5 separate regions of the Mus musculus genome follow, and regions 2, 3, 4 and 5 are each linked to region 1. A link is a loop called in an ENCODE intact Hi-C map of the cell type or tissue named here. Cell type or tissue: gastrocnemius. All regions are shown on one strand. Region 1 holds the start of Gm29679 (predicted gene, 29679). Region 2 overlaps Eya2 (EYA transcriptional coactivator and phosphatase 2). Region 3 overlaps Sulf2 (sulfatase 2). Region 4 overlaps Sulf2 (sulfatase 2). Region 5 overlaps Sulf2 (sulfatase 2).

Region 1 (5,000 bases):
TGGCTACCAGTCATCGCCAGAGAGGCAGGGCCCTGTGACTGGCTTCTGCCTCTGTCTGAGACCAATGTCGGCTTTTGTGGGTCCCAGAGCAAACTAAAACTGCAGGTATGCAGACAGGCGAGACAGCTCAGCGGGTAAAGGCACTCGCCTCCAAGCCTGACAATCAGAGTCCAATCTTCCAGGACTCACAAGTAAGAGGAAAGAACTGACTCCCACACGTGTGTGTGCACATGCACGCACATGCACGCACGCACGTGCGCGCGCACACACACACACACACACAGAGGAATAAATATAATGAAGTCAGAGCAAGAGGCCATATGGGAAGGAGTGTCCCACACTGTCCTTCAGGGTTCTTCAGAGAAAAGCCTACAGAACGAATATATGTCACAAAGGGATTTACCAATTGGATTGACTTACACAGGACTGAGTCCAACCGTAGCTGTTGGGAGAGGCTCCGAACCTGCTAGCTACTCAGTAGTGAGGCTGGATGCCTCAGCCTGGTCCCAAAGACCTGGAGGATTCCCAGAGAGAAGCTGGGCATCGATCTGGAATTGATTGGAAGGCCAAAGGACCTAGGTTCTGATCTCAGTGAAGGATGGTGGCGGCGGCGGCGGCAGCAGCATCTGGGTAGATGCACTCATCAGTGAAGAGTGAGTGAGGACAGGCTAAAGCAATGTATGGGCTGGTTTTGTGTGTCAACTCGACAAAAGCTAATCAGAAAGTTAGGAGCCTCACTTGAGGAAATGCCTCCTTGAGATCGAGCTGTAAGGCATTTTCTTAATTAGTGATCAATGGGGGGGGGGGTGTCAGCCCATTGTGGGTAGTGCCATCTCTGGGCTGGTGATCCTAGGTTCTAAGAAAGCAGACAGAACAAGCCAAGAAAATCAAGCCGGTAAGCAGCACCCCTCCATGGCCCCTGCATCACCTCCTGTCTCCAGGTTCTTGCCCTGTTTGAGGTCCTGCCCTGACTTCCTTTGGTGATGAACAGCACTGTGGAAGTGTAAGCCCAATAAACCCTTTCTTCCCCAACGTGCTTTTTGGTCCTGGTGTTTCATCACCGCACAGAAATCTTAAGTAAGATAATTAGTGTTGCCTTTCCTTCAGAACTCTTCATATCTGGGCCATCCTGGAAGGTGCCATCCGTTCCGGGGGATGGCCTCCCTCCTCCCCCATCTGCTAGTCCTTCGGGAAAACACTTTCACCCATCCACCCAAACGCATCTCTTAGTTGACCCCAGATCCAATCAAGATGCTGCTAAGACTAGCAGTCACCCTTGAACGCGTAGAAGCAGAGCTCACACTAACAAAGTCACTTTCTCTTCCCAGTGATGAGCTCAGGCCCGTTCAGTTCTTTCTTCTCCACTTTCTTCTCTGCTGCTTGGGTTCCCAGAATAAAGCCAGGCCCTCCTGTGGCATATCTGAAAGAGAGTCCATAAAACCCAATGGCACCGGGCGGTGGTGGCGCAAGCATTTAATCCCAGCACTTGGGAGGCAGAGGCAGGCGGATTTCTGAGTTCGAGGCCAACCTGGTCTACAGAGTGAGTTCCAGGACAGCCAGGGCTACACAGAGAAACCCTGTCTCGAAAAAACAAAAAACAAAAAACAAAAACAAAAACAAAACAAAAAACAACAACAACAAAAAAATCCAATGGCTTTGGTGGCTCCTGTTTGTCATATGTAATGCCCCTGCCTCTGACTGGGAACTGCATCTGGAACTACTCATCTGACCCTTAAGCCAACTGAGTGGGTTTTTTTTTTCCCCCTCTGTAGAGTGGTAAGAGTGTCACCAAGTCACTGAGCACTGTGTCAGGTCTGAATGTCACAACTGGTTCTTCAAAGGCGTCGGGACATACGCATGTGGGCAGTTTCTACCTTCAAGTGACTCCTGAACACCCCCTGGCCCCCACTACCCCTCTGCCTTGCCTCTTAACTCTGAAGCAGGCAGGGGCTCCCTCTCAAGACAGCCTTGCCCACAGCGCCACCTGGTGGTCATAGTTCTAAATGGTTCCAGTGGTAAGTGGGGGAATTGGGGGAAGACAGTAAGCATGGTTTAGCGGCCACACCCCCCACAAGCACCTCTGTGGGTGACAAGGGTTTCCTGTGTTCTCCTGGATCCAAATGGAAGAAAGACGAAGGGCAAAGGAGAGAAGGGAACAGAAGAGGAAAGAACAGAAAAACAAACAAACAAACAAACAAACACCCAAAATCACGCCCAGAGACCCAGCACAAGGCAAAGAAAACCCAGAAAGGGCGCGGGGGGGGAGGGGCGCGGGGGGAGGGGAGGACAGAATCAAAAATAATGACCAGAGAGAGAGAGAGAGAGAGAGAGAGAGAGAGAGAGAGAGAGAGAGAGAGAGACCTAAGAAAAACCGTTGAGAAACTAACGAAAAGACGCTTATACGTCATTCGGCCTTTCAGCCTGGCCGCTTATCCAAACAGCCTAGCCTCAGCCACCCCTGCAGGCAGGCGTTGTCCTCAATGAGGGCACCTGTGGCCAAACTGTGTCTGAAGCCCCTAGGAAGGACCCTACCAGGCAACTGCTACCTCTGGGCAATCCGCGGTCCCTGGTGCCCTCTGCTGGACAGGCTGGGCTCTACATGCCTTCAGAAAGTTACTTCAGGGCCAGGCTGTCGTGAAGGAAACTGAGCCTCTGAGAGAGGTAGTGACATTCCTTCGGGCAAGCACAGGGGCTGTAGGATCAGGGGACAGAGGCAAGAACTCTAGCCTCAGAAGTCATAAGGTAAGCCCTTCCCCTCGGCTTGAAAGTCCCACCAGACGGAACACAGACACCTGCACCCGGTAGGGTCAAGTGTGCAATTTATGTTCCCAGGTCTTCTCACCAGATCCAAGGACAGCACTGGCTCAAAGTCAGACACCCTGCCTCCAGTCTCCCCGAATCATTTCTGGGGGACCTTCTCTCTGCAGACCCCGGGGCAGGATTCTTGTGGACATCTCAGAGACTCCTGGCAACTCCAACTGCGCACATCTGGAATCCACATGACCCAGAAGATTCCCCTCCCTGCCCTGAAACCCTCAAAGAAGCCCTTAAAGAGATCAGTACTGTTGTTTGAAACCAGAATTGAGAGGCAAGGCTACCTTTCCACAGAGACCCAGCGGTGTTTCGAATAGACAAGGGACGGGTGGGGACTATGAGGGACTCGTGAGAAATGGACAGAAGTGTCGGTGTTTTCCTGTATGTGGGAAATGAGGGAAGAGAGAAAGAAGAGGAGGGAGAAAATGAGGAGGAACGGAAGGAGGAGGTCACCCAGGGCTGGCCACGGCCTGCACATCAAACTTAGCCCAAGAAGCAGCTGGCTGGGCTGGACCTACAAACCCCAGCAATCCATGAAGTCCATCTTGGCCCAAGCAGATGAACACCCACAAACTGTGTGGGACCCACCTGGGCCCAGGCCTGTGTGCTCAGGATGCTCTGGCTGGCTGTATGGCATCCGTTATGATGGGCATGCTTGTGGCCAGCTTGGATTCCAGGCCTTGCTGCACTTTTAAAGACTTGTCTACTTTTCTGTATGTATGTGAGTGTCTTGCCTACATTGTATACCATGTGTGTGCCTGCTGTCCACAGAGACCACAAGAGGGCGTCTGAGGCCCTGGAGCAGGAGTTACAGATGGTTGTGAGCTGCCACGAGGGGCCTCTGGAAGAGCAGTCAGTGTTCTTACTGCTGAGCCGTCTCTCCAGGCTGTGAGTGAGGACTTTGTTTGTTTGTTTGTTTTGTTTTGTTCGAGACAGGGTTTCTCTGTGTAGCCCTGGCTGTCCTGGAACTCACTTTGTAGACCAGGCTGGCCTCGAACTCAGAAATCCACCTGCCTCTGCCTCCCAAGTGCTGGGATTAAAGGCATGCGCCACAAACACCCAGGTCGGAAGTGAGGATTTTAAGCTCCGCGTTTACTCAGATGCAATGGTCTCAGACACTGGGGCAGACAGTTGGCACTCTGTGGACCCTGACTCCTGAACACATAGAAAACCTCAGGACAGGGCAGGACACGTCTAGAAAAATAACAAACACATTTCTCTACGGTCAACAACAAATTTGAGAGCTTAGAATCCAAAATATGGTTGGAATTCAATACATGACCTCTGATGGGAGCTGGCTCTCATGCCTCAGGAGGGAATTGAGGCACCCACAGCCAGAATCTAAGCCACGTTCATGTAGTTGTCTGAGCTGGAACCCATCTGGTGACACTCACCACCAAACAAGCAGGCCACACCTTATTTGTATTATATACCGACTTTAATAATAATAAAAAATCTATCATGAATTTAATGAAAAGAATCTGTACATTTAAAATAAACCAGGTATGCTGCCCTGGCCCTCGGGGCCCTTCCCCGTCCCCCTCAGCAGGGTTAACAGGGGCCCTGGTTCTCTGGATGAACAAAACACATCAACAAAGATGGCCCGATACCAAGAGAAAGGTGGCCCCGAGGGACCGAGGGGACCATACTCCCAAACCCAGCCTTACAGCCTTATAGGTGAGAAGGCATGCCCTTCCCGCTCCTACATGCCAGCGGTTCCCTATAGATGTTCAGAAGCTGGAGGACAAACAGCCCAGGGGTCCCCACGTGCAGCCGCCGACTCAGAAGGTAGGACAACAGGTTCCTATCTCTCCGGTTCTCTGACCCTGTTCTGAGATGATGACATCAAAATAAAGAACACGCAGCCCGGCCCTAAGCCACAACTGAGCACCTCTCAAACTCTGGTCCAGTCGTTGACACAACCAAGTCCAACGTGGGCCGGACTCGCGGGTGCTGAGGCAGGGGAAGGAGCAGTGAAGCCTGTGAGGCACATCTCACAGCCTTTAGATTTTAACACGGAAATAATGACCTCTTAAACCTTTTCAATAATTTAGTTCCTTTTGTTTTTTAGTAGAGCTGAATAAAGTTGTTGATAACTACTTTATGTTGGTCCCATTAGGCAATATACTCTTCTCTGAAATTTAAAGCGTCAAAGACATAATGACAAAAACGTTACGGGGAGGGGG
Region 2 (5,000 bases), 790 kb before region 1:
AATGTGATTAGACTTGAAGTACAGGAAGCACCAGTCCTGACTACTCTCAGCGCCTTGCTGAGTTCCTTGAGAATACCAAGGAGTGATGGCTTTCTTTCTCTCATGGGAAGGCTCACTTTTTATTCTTGCAAGCCAAATGTGCCAGAATAAAAACAAACCTAGGTCTGGGGAGACGGCTTGGTGGGTAGAGCACTAAATGTACACCATGAGACCTGAGCTGAGGCCCAATACCCACCTCACAAAGCTGGGCATGGCTGGGTATGGTAGTGTGTGAATAATCCCAGCACTCAGGAGCAGAAGCAAGTGGACCTCTATGAGTTCAAGGCCAGCCTGGTCTACATAGCAAGTTCCAGGACAGCTATAGTGGTGTAGGGCAGTTATATAGTGAGAGCCTGTCTCAAAAAAGAAAGAAAAAAAAAAAAGCGAGGCATGACTGTACATGTTTGTAACCCCCACACTGAGCAGGCACACACAGCCAGCCTAGATGAACTGCAGAACTTGGGTTCAATGAGAGACCCTGTCTCAAACAACAGAGAGACATTTAGGAAGGCCTCTGACATTGACCTCTGACCTCTGCAGCACCTGCGTGGGTATGTGCACCTGTGCACACTCACACGAGCAGACATGTGTACACCCCACACACACTCACAAATTCTAGTTAGTTGAGATGGCTTTAGCCTTAGTTATTTTTAAATCTCATTCTTTTATTTTGTGCGTGTGAGTGTGATGTATGTGACATATGTTCACGTATGTGTGCATGGACATGCACATGCCTGCACAGGCAGAGGCCTGGGGATATAGAGGACCACCTTTTTCACTCTCCCTCTTCCTCCATTTTGAATCAGAATGTCTCCCCAAACTTGGGCCTTGAACTTATTTGTTTCTTGTTTATTTAGGCTGCGCTGGCAACCAGCAAGCCCTAGCTATCCTGCCTGCCTGCATTGGATTCCTGTGTGTATGCATGCATGTGTGTGTGTGTGTGTGTGTGTGTGCACACGTGTGTGTGCACATGTGTGTGTGTGCATGTGTGTGTCTGTGTGTGTCTGTGTGTGTGTGTGCGTGTATGTGTACAGGGACCCTTCCAGTTTGTTACATAGATACTGGGATCTGAACTCAGGTCCTCATACTTACCCAACAAGCATTTTTTTTTTTTTATTTCGAGACAGGGTTTTTCTGTGTAGCCCTGGCTGTCCTGGAACTCACTCTGTAGACCACGCTGGCCTCAAACTCAGAAATCTGCCTGCCTCTGCCTCCCGAGTGCTGGGATTAAAGGCGTACGCCACCACGTTCGGCCCAACAAGCATTCTTACCAGCTAAGTCATTTTTCCTTCCTAAATTTCTTACTGGGGCAAAATAAGAATATAATTATTTTCTGTGGTTCTGGGAATTGAACCTAGGGCTTCGATCACTCTAGACAAACGTTCTGTCCCTGGGCTACACCCCAGTCCTGTTTTTACTTCTTATTTTGAGATCAGGTCTCACTAAGTTGGCTCTGCTGGCCTTGAGCCCCCTTTTACCCCAGGCAGGCTTTAAACTTGGGTTTCAAATCCTGCCTCAGCCCCTCAGGTAGCTGGGATGGCAGGCCTGCACCACCACACTTGGCCATGGTTAAAAAAAAAAAATGTCTGCCATTGTGCATTTGGGGTCTGGGTTTGCAGTACTGTGGAGCAAATCTGTGGAGCAAGACCGAGTCCTCTGTTAGAGTGAGATACCAAGGCCCAAATAGCAGCACCGGAGATAGACAGGGGCCTGCTTTCTGCCCTGCTCAGCCTCTTTCTGGGGACAAGCTGCTCAAATTATCTGGGTGGTTGGAGTTGGCCACTTCCTGTAGAACTAATGACAGTGCTGAGCTCGCTGGGGGGGGGGGGGGGGAATGAAAGGGTGGCAGTGGTTGCCCTGGATCTCCTTCCCTGGACAGCTGCCACCCACACTGTCCCACCACTTGCGGGCTCTCCCAGCCATAGTCTCCTTCCTTCCTCCCATCTCCACGCAGGCAAGGAGAGCTGCTTCGAAAGAATCATGCAGAGGTTTGGCCGCAAAGCTGTCTACATTGTGATAGGCGACGGGGTAGAGGAAGAGCAAGGAGCCAAAAAGGTAACGGGACCTCTCTGTGCAGCGTGCCTACTGCTCTTCCCCTACCCGCGCCCCCCCACCCCCCAAACCCCCCCGTGCGTTCCCCCCCCCTGCCTCCCACCCCCCAGCCTTGTGCCTTGTCTCAGGCTCTGCTCTCCAAGGCTGCTCCCATTTGCAGATCCCTGAGCATCCTGAGTAATTTCCTCTCACAAATCCTCCTTGTGGCCCTGGCCACTGCCCCTGGCAGCCTGGCCGGGTTCCAGACCCCTGGGACACTGTGGACCAGCAGAACCAGTGCACATGCATGTGCAGGGCATTTTATGTCATGCTCGAAGGCGGAGGCGGCAGGTTCCAAGAACTCTTCCCTGCTAATAAAGGCAGCATTAGGCTAATGAAAAGACAATCCCACAGCTGAGGTCTCGGCCTCCAGCAGAGCTCAGGGACCTCTTGGAAAAGAACCAGCTGCCCGGACCCTGGATCTGGCCCTGTCAACAGCACCCCAGAGAGCGCCCACCCCCACCCCAAGGCCAGGCCAGCTCCTAGTTAATGTTATGAAGCTTAATTCAGGAATGTGCGTTTTTCCCTTTGCTGCCATTTAACAAGTCCCAAAAAGATGCAAATGTGTTTAGGGTCTCAGAGGGAAAGCTCAGAGAAGGCCAGGCACCCAGGAGGCTGCCCACAGTTAGTCCTCTCCCTAACAAAATGACTTCAGGCCTGGCCCACCCACCCACCTCACCTAGGTGCTCTGGTCTGTGGCTGGCAGCTGCCACAGTCTCCCTCCACTTCCCTCCTTTCATGGCATTAGGTGCTCCAGCCAGCATGAGGGTTATGCTAGCTGAGCATCTACTTTCTGCCATTCACCATTCTAGACAAAAGAGCCTGTCCTCACCACTCAGCCGGGCACAGCCAGGGGACCACAACATGCCTGACCTGACAGGGAGTGGCAAGAGCTCTCTCTCTCTCTCTGTGTAGCAGAGAGTGGAAAACAGGGGTTAGCGAGGCAAGCCAGGAGTGGGGCGAATGTGTTCTGACAGGAAATGAGCTGAGAGTATCTATAGAGGCGCTGCCACAGCAGGTCAGGACTGAGTGGCCACAGGGAAGACCAAAGAGCTGCCCAGATATCAGAAGGGCTGCAGGAGTTATTCTTTTCGAAGTGTATATTTCTAACTTTTAATGTGCCACACAGGGGGGCTGGAGAGATGGCTCAGTGGTGAAGAGCATTGACTGCTCTTCCAGAGGTCAAGAGTTCGATTCCCAGCTCACATGGTGGCTCACAACCATCTGTAATGAGATCTGATGGCCTCTTCTGGGGTGTCTGAAGACAGCTACAGTGTACTTATATGCTGTACATAAAATAAATAATTTTCTCCCTCCCCCCTTTAAAAAAAAAGGGGGGGGATATCAGGGGTAGAGAAAGATGGAGCCCAGTCTAGATGAGCTCTGGGTTCAATGAGAGACTCTGTCTCAGAGAGAGAGAGAGAGAGAGAGAGCCAGCACCCCTGACACCCACCTACTGCCACCCAAACAGAGGCTGCCTCGCTCTGCTTCCTGTGTGATGTTTTACTAACACCTGCCTGAGGATTTTGCCTTGCGTGCCCTGAGAGAGCAGAGAGTTCAGGCCTCCCTGGGGTTGCTGGGTGCACAGGGGCCTGCCGACGTGGTTGGGGACCCTCTAGTCTGGCTGGGCACCTTGTCTGAGCATGTGTAACTGTCTGCTTTTTGTCTTTAGCACAACATGCCTTTCTGGAGGATATCCTGTCATGCTGACCTGGAGGCTCTAAGGCATGCCCTGGAACTGGAGTATCTATAGCAGTGCGGGACGCAGCCACCGCCTGCCACCCACCAGCCAGGCCCCTGTCATCTCATACCATGAGGGCCCTAGACACCAGAAACTAGCTAGGGGCCCTATACCTAGGGGACATGTTCCACAGCCATTTCAGAAGTGTCTTCTTCCCTTGGGGACGGAGAGTCGGACTCTGATATGAAACCCAGAGACCCAAATGAGGGCGCCCCAGCTCGTCTTGTTCTCCTTTTTAATTTATGGACTGCACCCGTTACTCCCATTACCCACGGGTCCCTGTGTTGTCGTTTCTCGGCTGTAGGTCTGGTTTCGGGTGGTGAGTACCCAGTTTGTGTTTCAGAGACAATCATTCTCTGGGCATTGGCAAGGGAGGTGGTGTGGGGCTGTGGGGAAGCCCGATGTCATGTGGACAGTGTGCGTGCCTTATGCCGCCATCTTGTGTTGTAGGAGAGGGGGACTCTGGGAAGGCAAGGGTACTCGGCCATGATGGATAAAGGCATTCAATAAAAACCACGTTTACATTTTACTTCGGAAGAGTGTGGTGACCTTTGCCCGTTGTTTAGGCTTCCACGTGCTAGCTTTTCAAGTTGCAAAAATAATAAAAATCCATTTTGAACTTGTACTGGCTTCAGTGAAGTGGGGAGGGGTGTCACCGGCAGCACACGGTACCTGTATCTCCTGGGCCAAACCTGAGCCATGTTCTCTCCGGGAAGCTGGATTTAGAGATGTTGTCATTTAAAGCAAAACAAAACACAGGGCTCTTACCTCAAAGGACATACAGGTAGTTTGTTCTACAGCCAAATAAATACAAGTAGCCATGAGTCGGGAGAATATGTTAGGTTACCCCGAATTCCACTCTCCTGTATAGTGACAGATTCATGAAGACTCATCACAACAGATCAAAGACGGTCATAAGTTCGGACGTTTTTTTAAAAAGCATCCGCAGGAGTATCAGGTGGGTCGGTTACAGCCGAGTTAGGCGACCTCTGCCACCGGCCTCAGATGCTTAGCTTAGCCTTCGGGTTGGTGAAAGCCAATGATTTGTTAAGTCAATGTATTCCAAGAGGTTTCAACTGCTGGTCACAAAGATGTTAGGTCACACTCAACGGGGTAAGCAAGCGGTGGC
Region 3 (5,000 bases), 470 kb before region 1:
CTTGGTTTGAGACAGCAAGAAATAGGTGTAAAAATTAAGTATGTCACAGTTGTGCCTGCAGGGCCCACGCATTCCAAGAATGTCCACCTTTGGGACACAAGACATGTTTTTTGATTCTTTGTCACAATTATTCTTCCAGTTGTGATTGGGTCGCTCTTTGAACTAAGTGGGGAAGATCAGGAGTTCAAGGCTTGCTTGAACAGAGAGGGACACCTTCTCTGGGGAAAACAAAAACAAAAAACAAAACAAAACAAAACAAAACAAAAACCAAAACAAAACAAAAAAACACAAACTGTAAATCTGAACCTAACCCACCGGAAGAGGGCATCACTCTGCCATCCACTGGGTCTCAAAATGTGAGCACCCAGTCCCCTCAGGTTCCACCCCCTACCCCAGTAAGCTGAAATTACAGCCAACAGTTGAGTTGTTTCTTGCTCGAGACAGACAGGCTAATCAGAGTGGAGTCAGGAGGGGGATGGGAGGCTGTGTGAGGCAGAGGAGGGGCGGGTTTTCTTGTCAGAACAGCCAGTGCTCTCCCTGGTACCAGCTTGGGCACTGGCCCTACCTAGGGACCTCGGTACTCTGTCACATGTCAAAAGGTCTTGTACAGAGATGGCACCATGGTAGCTTGCAGCAGTCCAACAGTTAGGAAACTGCTACTGTGTGCTTGTGGGGAAGCCAGGGCCTCAAGGCTCCCCAGCTCTGGGCCGCTTCCTGCTGCTAAATCCCTCCCTGCACACATGGTCTTTGATTATGAGAAATGCCCGTGTCCCTTGCGGCTGGCCTAGGGCATGACCTGTGTGTAGAACATTCTTGGAAGCATGCCTCCTTGTCTCAGGGAGCTAGAAGGGGCTGCCGGGGCTGCCTGTGTAGTGGTGGAGCCACACTGTCTTCTGGACTATGAGGAAGTCACTCCCTGTGACCCAGCTTAGACACCAGGATACAATAGCTATCCTTGACTTCACTAGGAGGCCTGTCTGGCAGGCTCTTGTGTGGAGGGTGACCATGGGAGCCAGTGAGTGACTCCTGTCAGCCTTTCACTCTGGGAGACTATGGAATCAGAAGCTAGAGAGCTGCGTCCTAACTCAGGACCTGGGCCAGCCAGCTAGTCACCTGGCCCAGGCTGGGCTCCTCAAATACCTGAAGAGTGTCTGGGTGTCCCCAAAGATCCTTCAGTTGGCCACCCCTTTTCCTTACCCGAGGTGATGCACAGAGGTGACCTCCTTCATATCGTCCAGTGGGACCCCTTATACCATGAGCCTCAGAGTAGCAGGCTGTGATGTCATCACAGCCCCTGTCTTCACAGGTCTTGGGAGGTCTTGCTCCCAGATATCACATGCTGGAAGAAGTGCTGAGGGCTGCCAGGTGTATGTGCACATGTCTGTGCGGGTCTGTGAGCTTTTGTAGCTGTATGTTCACCTAGTCATGTATGGCTCTGTGTATCTTTGTGCTTGTGTGTTTGTGTGTGCATGTGGTTGTTTTGGTGGTGTGTGTCTGACTGCGTTTACCTGTGTTTGTCTCTGTGTGAGTTCTTTTGTGACTGTTGTATTTATCTGCATGTGTATGGTGTGTCTCTATATATGTGCCATGTACATGGATCTATACGTGCCCATGCATGTGTCTGAACATGTATGTTTGTGTATATGTGCTATGTGCCCCACGTTCCTACGCGTCTATATTTCAGCATCTGAAAGCGTGTCTGCATGGGTGTGGCATACTGGGAGGACAGAGGGAAGTGAGCAGGGCTGTCATGAGCTCAGTAATGTTTGTTACAGCACGAAAAGTCTGCTCCAGGGGCATGGATCAGGCTGGCTTGGTGAGGGAGAGATGCCTACCAGAAGGCCCTGCACGCCACCATTTTCCTCTCCTGGACCAGCTACCATCCTGCAGAACTGTTAGGAGCCACTGTCTTCCAGGGGCAGGAGCCTCCCAGAGCCACCATAGTGGCCTGGAGAGTCTCTGGACAAGCAAGCCCCTTGCTATTCATTGTCAGAGTCTGTAATTTCATTTCAAAGGGACAGTACAGGAGCAGGCAGTGTCACATGTCACACCCCTCTGGTAGGAACTTGGCCCAGGATGGAGCACTGTTGGCCTCTCTCTCTGGGAAGGAGGGTAGAGGGCAATGGGTGAGGGCAGCCAGGCAGACAGACACTCTATGGGGCTCTCAGGGTGAGGGTAGCCCACTGCTCCCCAAATGTGGTTCATTATCTCCTGTCTGCTCCTCCCAGAAGTCCAGGGGTCAGAAGGCTAACATACCCTGTAATCCCTCCAAGGGTGGCACACTGTCAGGAAGTCATTAGAGCTGAGCCGGGGGAGGGGAGGGTGGCGCATTCTGACCGTAATGAAAATTAAACACCCTGGATATTAAGGAGGAGTCCAAATTACCCTGTCCTTGCTACCCCAGAATGTCACAGCAAGGGCTGCTGAGTGTCACTGCTGAGCCTGAGGTATAGTCTGAGGCCGAGAAAAGCCAGAATATCTTCTAGAAAGCTGTACTAGCTAACGGGGTGGCGGTGAGGTGGGAAGCCTGGGTGGGGGCTGGGTTTGAATCCAGGTTCTGTGGTATCGAAGCTGGGTGACCTCTGTGTTTCCTCGTCTGTAAAATGGGGACACTAAGTGAGACAGCATCAAAGGTGGCCTTAATGACCCTCTTTTGATCTTCACACTCCTATGCAGGCTTCTCTGATGGCACAGTGAGGTGTGTGCCCTGTGCAGGGAGATGGGATGGTTGCTTCCATCTTTGCCTCTTTCTCTTTCTGGATTGAAGATGGAGAGGCCCATACAGCTAGAAGTAAGATCGGGGTCAGGACGTCAGCTCACTGACCCAGGCTCCTAGCACAGGGTCATGAGCTGATGTGTGTTTGCTGTTTGTTCAATGGTGTTAAACTTTGGAGTCACTTGCTATGTGGCAACAGAGAACTGGTACACCAGGGTCACCATGAAGATCTGAGGTTTTCCACGGCCAGTAGCTGGTGTAGCCGTGGACCCTGTGATGGTGTTTGTTGGCACCCAGGCTGGACTTGCCGTCACCTAAGGACTGTGAGGGTGGTTCAAGAGGTAGGAACCTGCCCGGATGTGGGAAATACCACCCCATAGACTAGGGTCCCGGACAGATGGATAAAAGTGTCAGCATTCATCTCTGTGTCCTGACTGCAGATGCAATGTGACCAGCTGCCTCCTGCTCTGGCCACCATGCCCTCCCAGCCATCATGGGCTGGATCCTTGAACTGGGAACAAAAGTCAATCTCTCCTAAGTTCCCCCTCTCAGACACTTTGTACAGGCTCCGTCGGACATAAACACAGGCTCACAGGGGATATGCTGAGCTTCTGAGTGGGAGGAGATGAATCCCAGCCAGAAGGCATCTGCCAGGGGCTAGGGACAGGCTGGCTGGTCTGTGCCGCAGAGCTGCACCTGATAAGCAGCCGGTCTCCCAGGATCTTTGTGTGCCTTAGCAACGGAACCATCTCCCCACATAGCTTCCCCTTTCCCTGCTCTTGATGTCTATTTGTTTTTTGAAACAGCATCTCATATAGCCCAGGCTAGCCTCAACTGTCTACATAGCTGAGGCTGGCCTTGTACTCTTGACCCTCCTGGGCGGACCTCTCAAGTGCTGGCATGGTAGCTTTTGGGCCCTTTAACCAGGAATGTTTTAAGGAAGGTTCAACTACATTGCTGATGTCCCATTGTCCCTAAGCCCTGACGGACCCTCCCACCCCCAGTGGAGGCTGAGGCTTACATGTGCTGGGACGCATTGGGGAAGAGCCGTGAGTACTGGGGTGCTGAGTCCTCGGGGCCATGGGGAGCCGCGTGGCTGATGACCATGAGCACGGGCCTGTGTGGGTACATCTTCTTGGATGTTCGGAAGAAGCTCACACTGTCATTGGTGATGAGATCCGTGAGGTAATCCTGGGGCGGGAGAAATGGGAGGATGGTGAGGACCGGGAGATTTATACCGAGTGCTCCCTAGGTGCCACCCACTGTGCTGGGCATCAGGGACAGGGGTATGACCATGGTTTGGTCACTGTCCTTAAGGAGGTGATGGCAGGAGAGAGCAGAGAGGCAAGCACAACACACAGCTGCCATGACAGTCAGTGTCCACTGTCACCTTTACAAGACCCAGGATCACCTGGGAGACTGACTTGGCCACCTCTGTGGAGGGGATTATCCTCATTGCTTTAAATGAGGTGGGAAAACTTGCCCACTGTGGGTGGCGCCATTCCCTTGGCTGGAATCCTGGCCTGAACAGACAGACAGGGGAACGGAACAGCCCCGGCATGTAGGCATTGCTTTTGTCAGGGTATCACAGAAACAAAAGAAACAACACTCGAGGTTTGGCGAAGGAAAAGAGAGCAGGAGAGAGTCGGGAACATGGCGGGAGGGGCAGCAAAAGAATAACGATACCACAATTGAGTGTTTATGGTCCTCTGAGAATGGACATGGTAACAATCCCTCCTTAGAGACGAAGGTACAGAGAAATCAAGGTGTTCTGGGTCACTGTTGAATGTTGGAGTTCAGACTCCAGAAACTGGGCTTGGGGACGTCATTTAGCTGGAACAGTGAGGGGGCCTCTTTCGGGAGGTGGCATCTGAGTTAACTCTAGCAGTGGAGCGATGGGGAACCTGAGAAGCAGCACTGGACGATGCTCAAGGCCACACATCTAATTAGGCACGAGCATCCTCTCCAAGGCCACAGGGTGAGCTACGAGTAGGGTTCCCCTGGCTCGGGAGGCGGTGGTGGGGCCTGGGGGTGCACAGCTTACCGTGGAGTAGTCTGAGCCATGTTTCTCCTTCACCCCATTCCGGCAGAGTGTGTAGTTATAAAAGCGGGAGTTCTTAAGTAGGCCGACCCACTCCTTCCAGCCGGGCGGCACGTATGAGCCGTTGTACTCATTGAGGTATTTTCCGAAGAAAGCTGGAAGAGATCGGCGATCAGAGGTGAGCAAGAGAGCAGCCAGCCCTGGCCTTGGCAACCCTCAGTGATGCTGACTGACTTGAGTGTT
Region 4 (5,000 bases), 480 kb before region 1:
TTTTGGGAGCAGGGGGATCTGCCAGTGTGGACTGTGGAAGCACGTGGTCAGTATGCTCTGATGGCTTTTCCTTCAAGTCATAACTAGACCTCTTTGGACATTAAGGCCCAAACATGCCACTTGGCTTCTTGTCAGTCCCTCAGCTGTCTGTCTGCTGCTCTCACCATTAGAGTGGTCATTTGAGGGAGGTTTGAGAACCCGTTGACCTTATCATTTCCGCCTGCTCCAGATTAGAGCCCCATCCTACTCCCCCCACCCCCCCCCAGAAGGCGACACCAAGCCTACAGGGCCCAGTTGGCTCCATTGCCTGCCTTTGGTCCATGTCCATACTGCCCCCTAGTGGCCTGTCCCAGCACTGCTGCCCTCTTGAATTGGAGCTTGTGTGAGGGCTTTGGCTGTGTCCCTAGCTCCTAGGATCACCTGCAGGCCTGGAGCGAGCACCTGTGGAGTTGTTTGAAAGTTCACATGGCCCAGCCAGAGCCATGGCTGCTCATCCTCTCAACTTTGGGCAGGCTGGTGACACTTACTTTTCTTAAAGAGCTTACGGCGTCCAGCCAGGCCCAGTTTGTAGTCCCCTCCACCGCCACTGTCACAGCTGCAGGCCTCGCTGCTCTGGCCGTCATACTTGGGCACCAGGTTGGAGAGGGCTCTGCTGCCACCGCCGCCACCAAACCGCATGGGGCCTTTACATTTGTGCAGCTTCAGCGTCCCAGAAGCGTCCTCCACACACTGCCACTTCTGTGGGACACAGCAGGGCTTCAGGTGTCACCCCCCCCATCCCCACCATCCTGTTTGCCACACCTACCTCTCCTCCTGCCCACGCTCAGCTTGGCAAATGCCACACCCGTGCCAACTCCGACTGCCTGTTTCTCCCTCCTGTCCACACTTAGCTGGACCTACCATGGCGTTCACCAATACAGCCCCTGTCTGCCTAAAGTTATGTCCTCATGGTGGTTGGTCAGCCTCCCTTGGATCTGAGCTGCTAATACCTGGTCTAATCCCTGCTCTTCCTCAGCCTCCCTCCCCCATTCTCTTCCAGTGCTCATGGATGCGGCTTTCAGTGCAACTCAAACTTTGGCATGAAAGAGCTATGTCACGATCTCCACTCTGAGAGAAAGCACTAAGAGGAAGAGAGCCTCGCCCCAGACATAGCCCGGGCTGGGGGGAACTGGAGGTGTGCTGGAGCTGGGATAGTAGCCCAGTGTCCTTGACTACTTCTCAAGGTCTGGTTCACCCTGCCCTCTCCTTACCAGTCCACTCACCCGGTGGCCAGAGTCTGCGATGTCACAGCTCCTTGCTGTCCTCGCTCCCCTTGGTTTGGGCCATCCCCCCCCCCCAACTTCTGTTCGTTCCACATGCCCACATCTCTCCCTCATCTCTCACTCCTCTCCTCCTGTCTCCCTGCCCTCTGAGGCTCATGCCCGGCTAACTATCCCTCCCCAATCTCTATAGCTCACCTTGGAAAGGCCTCCTCCAGACGCCGGCTCTTTCTCTCCCTGGATACTACCAGGGTTATATGTTTACTTAGCGTCTCTTTTGCAATCAATGTCCTTTTAAAAAAAAAATCTTGAAAGCTATTTCCTAATCCCCCTATAAACGGAAGCCAGCCGCAGAGAGTTATACCACACAAGTCAGCTGGGAGGCAATGAATGCTGTTTGCCACCTGAGCCTGCCTGCTGGTGTTTTCCCACATGAGGAGTGCAAGGTCACACACCCAGAGGACACTGCTACCCTGACAGGGACCAGAGCCTCCCATGTAACCATGGCAACCACACCCCAGAGGACCCAGAAGATCCGCCATCTCCTCACCTGCCCCAGCTGTTCGCATGCTGTCTGGTACTCAGCTCGCTGACACAGGTCCTTCACGCGCTGGTACTTGGGCAGGAAGTTCTCCTCCTGGGCATTCACTTTGTCACCCTCCCTCTTGTGGAGCAGTTTGCTGAGGGAGATGCGGGGCTGGTTGAACTGGGTGGAGCCCTGGGGCAACTTGTGCTTGCCTAGGCTGCCGGCCCTGCATAGCTCTGTGGAGACCTACTGTGGAGGATGGGTGGCTGGTGGCTTGAGAGCACCTGGGTTTTAATGGGAAGTCTACAGGAGCTGTCTATCCCAGATGGCCTGAGTTAGGATTAAATGAACAGTGATGACATCGTACAGGCTCTGCCAAGTATGTTGAATGGGGACATGTGGCCTCCAGATTCGAATTCTGCATGAGCCACCCAATTGTGACAGGGAATTTGGACACAGCTCTGAGTCACCCAGTCACTAGCACAGCACTATTCAGCCTCCCACAGTCTTGTGACCACTCCTCATGGGGGTCTTCCTGCCCGGCCGGCACTCACCCTCTCTCCACCAGGAAGGAGTCTCGCCAGACCCTCAGCTTCTTTTTCAAGTGGAACCTAGAAAACAAGCAGGTCCAGCATCCTGTCTGCCGGGTTCCCGTGTCCCCAGCCCTGTCCACAGGTTCTCCATACCCTGGGCCAAGTGGCAGTCATTGAGTGACACTGGAAAGGTTTCCACACCCCAGGGACAGGGCTGCTTCTCCAAGATGTGTTCTGAATGCCTCTTTGTGGTTGAAATGGGTACAGTTACATGGGCATTTGCACGTGTGTGTGTGTGTTTGTGTGTGAGTTTTGGAGTCTCTCAGGAGCCCAGTTCTGGGCTAATGAGTGCCTGCAGGGGGTCATTTCTCCTGATCTATGAGATAACCAAGAAGTCAGACTCTTCGTCACAATGGCTATGACTTTTGTGGCCCTATTGATGGGTGGTGGGACTGACCGGGAGTGTGTTCCAGGTGTCCTGGGTGGCTGAAGGAAGCAGCAATGAAATGGGGGAAAAAAAAAAACAAAAAAAAAAAAACAGAAAGGAAGGTGGAAAGGAAGGTGGCTAGAGATGAGGAACCAGAAAGGCAGGAGCGACCCCTTGTGGTCCCCGATTCTCAAGTGTCCTGTGCCCCTACACTCTGCATGTGTCCATTTTAGACCCTTCCAGCCCCCTTCGTTGGAAGATGTACCGACCTTACAGGGCCACCAGCCACCTGTAGATCTCAGGGCTGGGCCCCCTGGGAGGAAAGTCTAGGAGAGGCTCACAGAAAGATCTGTTATCCAGGGGGCAGTTTCACTGTTGACCACAAGGGGTCGCTCCTGCCTTTCTGGTTCCTCATCTCTAGCCACCTTCCTTTCCACCTTCCTTGTTTTGTTTTCCCCATTTCATTGCTGCTTCCTTCAGCCACCCAGGACACCTGGAACACACTCCCGGTCAGTCCCACCACCCATCAATAGGGCCACAAAAGTCATAGCCATTGTGACGAAGAGTCTGACTTCTTGGTTATCCTCTATCTCTCTAGGATTCAGAGAACACAACTTTCCTTTACTGGGTTACTATGAGGGCCAACGTGCTGGAGTGCCCGGGGCACAGCACAGTGCTACTGTTAACTTTGGGCTTTTCATCCTTTTAGCTTTGGAAGGTCCTTAGCTCCAAATGGGAGGATAGAATCCCAGAGAGGGCTGGTCCTTCAATCTCTCATGGGTTAGTGGGGGGCACCTAGATCCTGATTCCAGTGGCCTTCCCAGTTCCCCGTGGTTGAGTTCCCCCTGGCTAGGGAGCCTCCTTCCCTGGGTCTCTCTTGCTCCTTCTCACCGGTTCACTGGCCGCTCTGAGTCCAGTAGTTTGAGAATAGACTTCCCGTCCATGTCTGCAGGGATGTCCAGTCCAGCGATATCCAGTATGGTGGGGGCCAGGTCAATGTTGAGGACAATGTGGGGGTTCCTGGGGAACAGAGAGGGAGTGGAAACTTGGCCACCTGGGTGGCAGCTTAGCTTGGGACAGAGGCATCTGGAGGTGAAGAGGGAGGGACATCTGCAAATGAGAGAGCTTCCATCCTGACACTCTGACCCGTAGGGAGGCCAGTTCCAGCCGGACCGTCCGGTGCTGCACTGTCAAGGTTACATGCCCTAATACTATCCTCCTCTGCCTCTAGGGTTCATGCCCGCCCTCTTGTTGGTTCTTGCTGGCTGGGCACGCACAGTCTGGCCTCTGAGCACCTGTTATACTCGACCCAGAATGATTTTCCTCGAGGCAGCCGTGTGTCGCTTTTAGCTCTTAACAAGGAGTCTGGTGACAAGCCCCATAGGCTTGGGGACCCCACTCCTGGGATCACATTAGGGTGATCCACTCAGTAGCCACCCATGTGAGAGGGGCCCGGCAAAGACTATGAGGGATGGGTTGGCGCTCCAGCTGTTCTGTGGACAGATGTTCAGCGGTCTCACTGGCGGTATCCTCCTGCCTCTCTCCCTTGCTGGCGTGGAAGATGGGCTGTGCAAGTCCCAGTCCTCCCTCTGGATATACCTGACTGGACTTTGACCCCCCCTCCCCCAGCCCCCCAGCTGCTACAGAGATGAGGCGGCCGCGATTGCCAGCCTTTCATTCAACTCTGCCTCCTCTAAGCGGTTCTGTTTCCGGTTGCCACTTCAAAGGTTAGGCCAAGGAGAACGGCTAAGGCCATGGCCCACACGGTCCTTGAGGAAAGAGCAGACGGCAGACAGCTTACTCGGTGTTGCCACCAGGAGCAGGCCCAGTGGACAATGGCTCTCTGCTTAAGTCTGAGATCTCTTCCTCAACAGCCACCAGACCAGTGACTGCCCAGACGGGGTGGGAATCAAAGAACCTTCCCATGAGCTGGCAACACCCAGGCTCTGGCATTTCCTGGCACGGAACCCCGCCTCGCTGTTTTTCATGGGAGTCATAGCTCCTGGCTTCCGCCTCAGAAGGGTATGACCCTCCTCGGAGTCCACCCTGGCCGACACAATGGCTGGTACAACTGTTCTAGAATCTTGCCCCTGAGAGGCGTGGATTGGACCTGTGCTGAGTTTCAGACCAAGCAGAGTCCAAGGTCTCCCCGTGAGCCTGGGACCTGGGGTACGGGCACAGGAGACACACTTACAGAGAGCCAGCTTCCACGTTGGGGCCCCTCACGTAGAACGGGACTCTGATGTCGAATTCAT
Region 5 (5,000 bases), 460 kb before region 1:
GATCTGAGCCACAAAAGAAGGTGGACAAAGGACAAAGTCCAGGCTGCTATAGCTATTACGTGTGAGAGGCCACAGGCCTGAAGTCTTCAGGTTTTTGGCAGACAAACCGTCTGGGCTGAGGAGGCAGGGGTGGAAGTATGTTAAATAAACCTCCCGAGTCCCACTCAGGCTAGGCCGAGAGCTTTTGAGAACTGCCGGTGGCTCTGTTTCACTTAAGGCTGCCTCTCTCACGGTTACGGTAGGGCTCTCTTTGTGTTTGAATGGTGAACTGCCAAAGCACAAGATAAATCAACTCGCTACATTTGGTTACATTCCGGATGCTGACATGTGAGAGGTAAGTGAGGCAGAGGAAGATGGCGGTGATGCAGAGGGTCAGAGGCTGCCGAAAAGCAGCCTCCCTAGTTAAGAGAGATCTCTGCTGCCTGCCCTTCCTCCCTCTCTCCCTCCCTCGCTTTTTTCAGTCAGGGCACCTTGCAGCCCGGTCTGTTCTGGAAATAGCTGTGCCACTAAGAATGACCTTGAACTTGCGATCCTCCGGCCTCTCCCTTCTGAATCCTGAGAGTCCAGCATGTGCCAGCATGCCTGGTTTATGAGGTGCCGAGGGCTAAATCCAGAGCCCTCCACACAGCTCCCGACGGAGCCACATCCCCAGCCCCACCACCACTAGGTTTCAGTGGTGGATGCCTGTTTTCTGTCTCTGCCTGGCAGGTGTTCAAGTACTCATCTTTGTATAACTGGGACTGGGTAGGGAGTGGTAACTGACTCCCCAGGGAAGAGTGAGGATGGATCTGGAAAGTTCTCCACAGCAGGGGAGTGGGTGAAGTGTGTTTTATACAGAAGCAAGTACTAAGGTGCCAGGGCAGGGATGACCGTACCACAGAGAGGGTCAGTGGCCCGCGTATGAATGGAACAGAAGAGCCAGAGGCAGGAGAGACGTGAACAGGTGAGCCCGATAGAAGGAGCTGTGGGTTTATCTCAGGAACTCAGAACAGCCAGGGGAGGGTTTCAATCAGAGTGCAGCTTTTCAAGGCACCCCCTGTTGTCCTCTTTGGGGAGTAGGGGTGGTTGGCTAGTCACCAGGGGAAAGAAGGGCCAGGCAGCTCACAAGGACTGAGGGCTGAGCCCTTTCTAGGCTCCTTTTTCCTACCTGCTTGTTCCGAGTGGGACTGTTGCTATGGAGAGAGCTTGGGTTGCAGAGGACCCCAGGGCATCAGGCCAAGGCTGGGCAGTGGGTGCAGGGGACCTGGAGGGGGTTGCTTGAGTTTCTAACTGAATGCAGGCTTCAGCCTCCCCTGCCAGACTCAGGCAGCTGTAGCAAATGACAGAGTCCATTCATTTCCAGAAAACCTCGTTAGCTGGGAGGGAGGCTAGCTAGCATCAGGGAGAGGCTCTATGGCCTGTTGATTCACTATCAGGACAAACTGGCCTTGAACTCTCAAACCTGCCTCAGCTTTCCAATGCTTGGATTATAGGTGTGCACCCCCACACCTTTATGAAGTGATGTGGATTAAACCCATGGCTTCCTGTGTGCTGGGCGAGTGCTCTCCCGACTGAGCTATACTGTTGGCCCTTTCCTTTTAATGTGTGTATGTATGCCTGTGGTGTTTGTGTGTGGTATTATGTGTGTATGTGGTGTATTGTGCAGGCGTGGGGTAGTGTGTGTGTGTAGTGTAGTGTCTGTGTGTGGTGGTGTGTGTGTGTGTGGTATGGAGTATATGTGTATGTGTGTGCATTCCTGTGTGTGTGTGTGTGTGTGTGTGTGTGGTGAGTGTGTGTGGTGTGGGCTGTGTGTGTGTGTGCATCCCTTTGGTGTGTGTGTGTGTGTGTGTGTGTGTGTGTGTGTGTGAGCATTAGCATAGGCTAATGTCAGATATCTTTTTGGATTATTCTCCACCTTATATGCTGAGGTAGGGTCTCCCACATGAACCCCGACTTCACCAGTTCTACCAGCTTGTTCCAGGGATTTCATCTTCTTTGGAGACTGGGTTACAGATGGGCATTCGTACCCCGCCTTTTACCAGGATGCTGGGGATCGGGCCTGGTCCTTGTTGGCTTCCCCACTAAGCCATCTTCCCAGCCCTCTGCCCTCTCAACTGCAGACGTGCAGAAGGGTGGGGCAGAGGGGCAGACAATCCACAGCAGCCTTTACAGCAGGACTGGAGGATCCATCAACTATAGGAAATTCCCATTACCTCAGGGAGCGTGACATATCAGACCCCTCGGAGCTGCTCTCAGAGGTATCTCACCAATGGCCCTTTCCTATAATAATGAGTTTGCCGTATTTCCTCCCAAAAGGAATTCACAGTCGAAAAATAATTTCCTATGCCAGTCATCTCCCAAAGTTGAAAGAACATTAGAACAGCAATCTTCAAGAAAAATAAAAGCTGGGAGATTTATAACAAAGGGAGGCTTCAACCGGAAACGTCTCTGGCACATCCGTCAAGGAGACATGAGGTGGCAGTCAGGTGCCAGCAAGGAGACAGATTCCCTGGGAGGCTGCTGGTTCCCAGCGCAGGCTGGTGGGCGCTTGGTATTTGCAATTCAAATACTGGTTGCCCCTGCCATCAGGGACAGAATTTTCAGAAATAAGGAATCTCTTGGAAAAGTTTCACATTCAATTATAACAGCTTTCCTGTCAGATCTAATGCTAGGAAACTGAGCACATTTATAACTGCCAAAAACCTAAAACCAACCAACCACCACCCACAACAACAACAAAAAAAACCCCTTCCTTATTTATATAGAAAATAGACTCAGATTCAATACTCAGAACAATAAGCATAAAATAATCCCCCCACACACGAATGACTTGGAGGGTAGTGTAGAAGGCATGTGGACTGCAGAGCGTCCACCAAAGTCCCTTGCTTCATTCAGGATACAGCCAGCATCCTGTATCACTGTGTTCATGGATTTGGCCCATAGGGGGCGCTGTGCTTCCTTGAGAAAAAGGCTTGCAATTAAGTGGTCTGAAGCCTAAGAGGCCCTCCCTCCCATGAGTTGGTGTGAGTTAGCCTCCTGTTTGCAGAGTTAAAACCCAGTAGGCAGGCATGGAGCTGTGGTCCCAGCACTGGGGAGGTACTAGCAGGGGCATTGCAAGTTCAAGGGCCGCCTGGTTACCTAAGAAGACCTTGTTTCAAACATCAAACAAAACATGAGGTTTTGGGCACTGAAGCCTTTCTTCTGTCCCATGTCTACTGAAGTCAGGCCTGAGGGTGGCTCTGGAAGGGAGGACAGTGACAGGTGGGGGGTTGAACACATGAGCCATATCGTGACTCTCCAGATACCCACTCTGATCCTGGTACCTGCACAGTGTGTGACCTTATCTGAGCCCTAGCTTCTGTGATCAAGTTAAAAGAAGTTAAAAGAAGCTTACATCGATCGGGTCAGGGGGAACTGCAGGCCAGTGCTGTCAACGGGGAAATCTGGACACAGATGCCTGGATCTGAGAGCCACGAGGAGAGAGAGGCAGAGCCTGGGGAGCCTGGGATATGGAGAGCTGAGGAGGCTGGAACAGAAGTCCCCTGGGGACAGCCGATTTGGGATGTCAGAGGAGAAGCACCTCCTGCTTTAAGCTCCTGGGTTGTGGCTCTGGGTCTCTGCAGTTCTCGGGAACCTGTGTGTGGCTGAGCGAGGCTGAGGGACAGTCAGGGATCAGACGGACACCTGGACCTCCCCACCCCCATACCTCATCCTCAGGGGACTGAGGACACACACCTATGCTTACTCCACTTTTCCTTATTTGTGTGTGGCGTGTGCATGCATACATATGTATTCATGTATGTACATGTATGTAAGGATACTTGTACATGGGAGTGTGGAGGAATATCCAGTATCTTCCTCAATCATCCAGCCCCCCTCTCCAACAGTTGGTAACTTTTTAAAAATATATATTTATTTATCTGTGTGTGTGTATGTGTGTGTGTTTGTGGGGGTGCGTGGGTGCAGCATATGTGTGGAGACCAGAGGACAACTTGCAGGAGTTGGTTCTCTCTTTCTACTGGGTGGGTTCTGCAGCCCATCTCATCAGGCTTGGCGGCAAGCACCTTTACCTGCTGAGGCATCTTGCTTGCCTCTCTACCTTAGTGTTCAAGCCATCTCTTACTGAACCGGAAGCCCCCCAACTGGCTAGGCTGGCCGGCTAGTGATTCCCAAGGACTCTCTTGTCTCTGTCTCTCCAGGGCTCGTGAGAGGCAGTAGCTGCCATGCCTGGCCTTTTCTGTGGGTCCCGGGGAAGAAACTCCTCGTTTATTGATGGCTCTGCAGACAGAACGGTCTCCCAGCCCCCACGCTTCCTCTCCCTCCCAAGGACTTTCACTGCATGAATTTGTGGGACCTGGTCACACCGTCCTTGGGGTGATGCATATTATGGGCACTGGGCAACTTATCCACATCGTAACACTGCTGTAGAGAAGGGAAACTGAGCATCAGGGAAGCGTCCCAGCTCACAGTCACAAGTAATGTTAGAGCGAGGGCCTGGGTGACTCACTTATGTAAATCTTAAAAGCATTGAAAGGCTAGAGACTAAGGGCTTAAGGAGATTTGGGGACTTAAAAAAAGATTAATTTTATGTGCATCTGTGATCTATATGTATAGACGTGCACTGCATGGATGCTTGGTGCACATGGAGCCAGAGAGGGCCCTGGATTCTCTGGAACTGGAGTCACAGGGGATTATGAGCCACCCGGTGAGTGCTGAGACCCAAAGCCAGTCCCTTTGCAAGAGTGTCAACCGCTCCTAACTACCGGAGCCATTTTGTTTTAGATCAGAGGGTCTCCCAACCCATGTATAGGTTGAGACCCCTTTACCAAACCTTTACCTCCCAAATATTTACATGACAATCCCTAACAGTAGCAAAATCACAGTTATGAAATAGCAACAAAATAATTTTATGGTTGGGGGTCACCACGGCATGAGGAACTGTATTAGAATGTCACAGTGTATGAAAGGTTGAGAACCACAGTGTCAAACGGTCTCAGGTAGCCGAGGCTAGCCTCAGACTT

Evidence for each region. A loop is a pair of places that touch in the nucleus more often than their neighbours do. Peaks named below come from ENCODE experiments on the same cell type or tissue, not always from the same donor. Only the 100,000 strongest peaks of a DNase experiment are listed, where the experiment ranks them.
Region 2: it touches region 1 in a loop (2.9-fold over the local background); 9 of 42 quality-filtered maps call a loop at or near these places.
Region 3: it touches region 1 in a loop (4-fold over the local background); 41 of 42 quality-filtered maps call a loop at or near these places.
Region 4: a loop joins it to region 1, with 7 times the contacts of the local background. A loop is called at or near these places in 40 of 42 quality-filtered maps.
Region 5: a loop joins it to region 1, with 10 times the contacts of the local background. A loop is called at or near these places in 24 of 42 quality-filtered maps.

What each region holds. Positions count from the first base shown.
Region 1 is chr2:166,562,109-166,567,108 of GRCm38, forward strand. It overlaps Prex1 (phosphatidylinositol-3,4,5-trisphosphate-dependent Rac exchange factor 1), which reads right to left. Exons shown (of 40, transcript NM_177782.3): 40 at 4,237-5,000. It overlaps Gm29679 (predicted gene, 29679), which reads left to right and starts at 2,414. Exons shown (of 2, transcript NR_152154.1): 1 at 2,414-2,742; 2 at 2,833-5,000. In gastrocnemius, CTCF peaks have their summits at 1,984 (motif pointing left), 2,589 (motif pointing left) and 3,575 (motif pointing right); DNase peaks (open chromatin) are centred at 1,982 and 2,572; H3K4me3 peaks cover 286 bases.
Region 2 is chr2:165,767,232-165,772,231 of GRCm38, forward strand. Eya2 (EYA transcriptional coactivator and phosphatase 2) reads left to right here. Exons shown (of 16, transcript NM_001271963.1): 15 at 1,994-2,094; 16 at 3,803-4,496. The coding sequence ends at 3,883. Among named protein-coding and RNA genes, the nearest start is that of Gm29993, 38 kb to the left of the region's middle. In gastrocnemius, no CTCF peak of the experiment used is centred here; a DNase peak (open chromatin) is centred at 2,340.
Region 3 is chr2:166,089,718-166,094,717 of GRCm38, forward strand. Sulf2 (sulfatase 2) reads right to left here. Exons shown (of 21, transcript NM_028072.5): 4 at 4,761-4,912; 5 at 3,738-3,907. Among named protein-coding and RNA genes, the nearest start is that of Gm52534, 28 kb to the right of the region's middle. In gastrocnemius, no CTCF peak of the experiment used is centred here; no DNase peak of the experiment used is centred here.
Region 4 is chr2:166,082,047-166,087,046 of GRCm38, forward strand. It overlaps Sulf2 (sulfatase 2), which reads right to left. Exons shown (of 21, transcript NM_028072.5): 7 at 4,940-5,000; 8 at 3,637-3,765; 9 at 2,340-2,396; 10 at 1,810-1,939; 11 at 528-738. Among named protein-coding and RNA genes, the nearest start is that of Gm52534, 36 kb to the right of the region's middle. In gastrocnemius, CTCF peaks have their summits at 345 (motif pointing left) and 3,117 (motif pointing right); DNase peaks (open chromatin) are centred at 349 and 3,106; H3K27ac peaks cover 80 bases.
Region 5 is chr2:166,105,591-166,110,590 of GRCm38, forward strand. The region is part of intron 3 of Sulf2 (sulfatase 2); the gene reads right to left. Among named protein-coding and RNA genes, the nearest start is that of Gm52534, 12 kb to the right of the region's middle. In gastrocnemius, a CTCF peak has its summit at 2,921 (motif pointing right); DNase peaks (open chromatin) are centred at 1,226 and 2,926.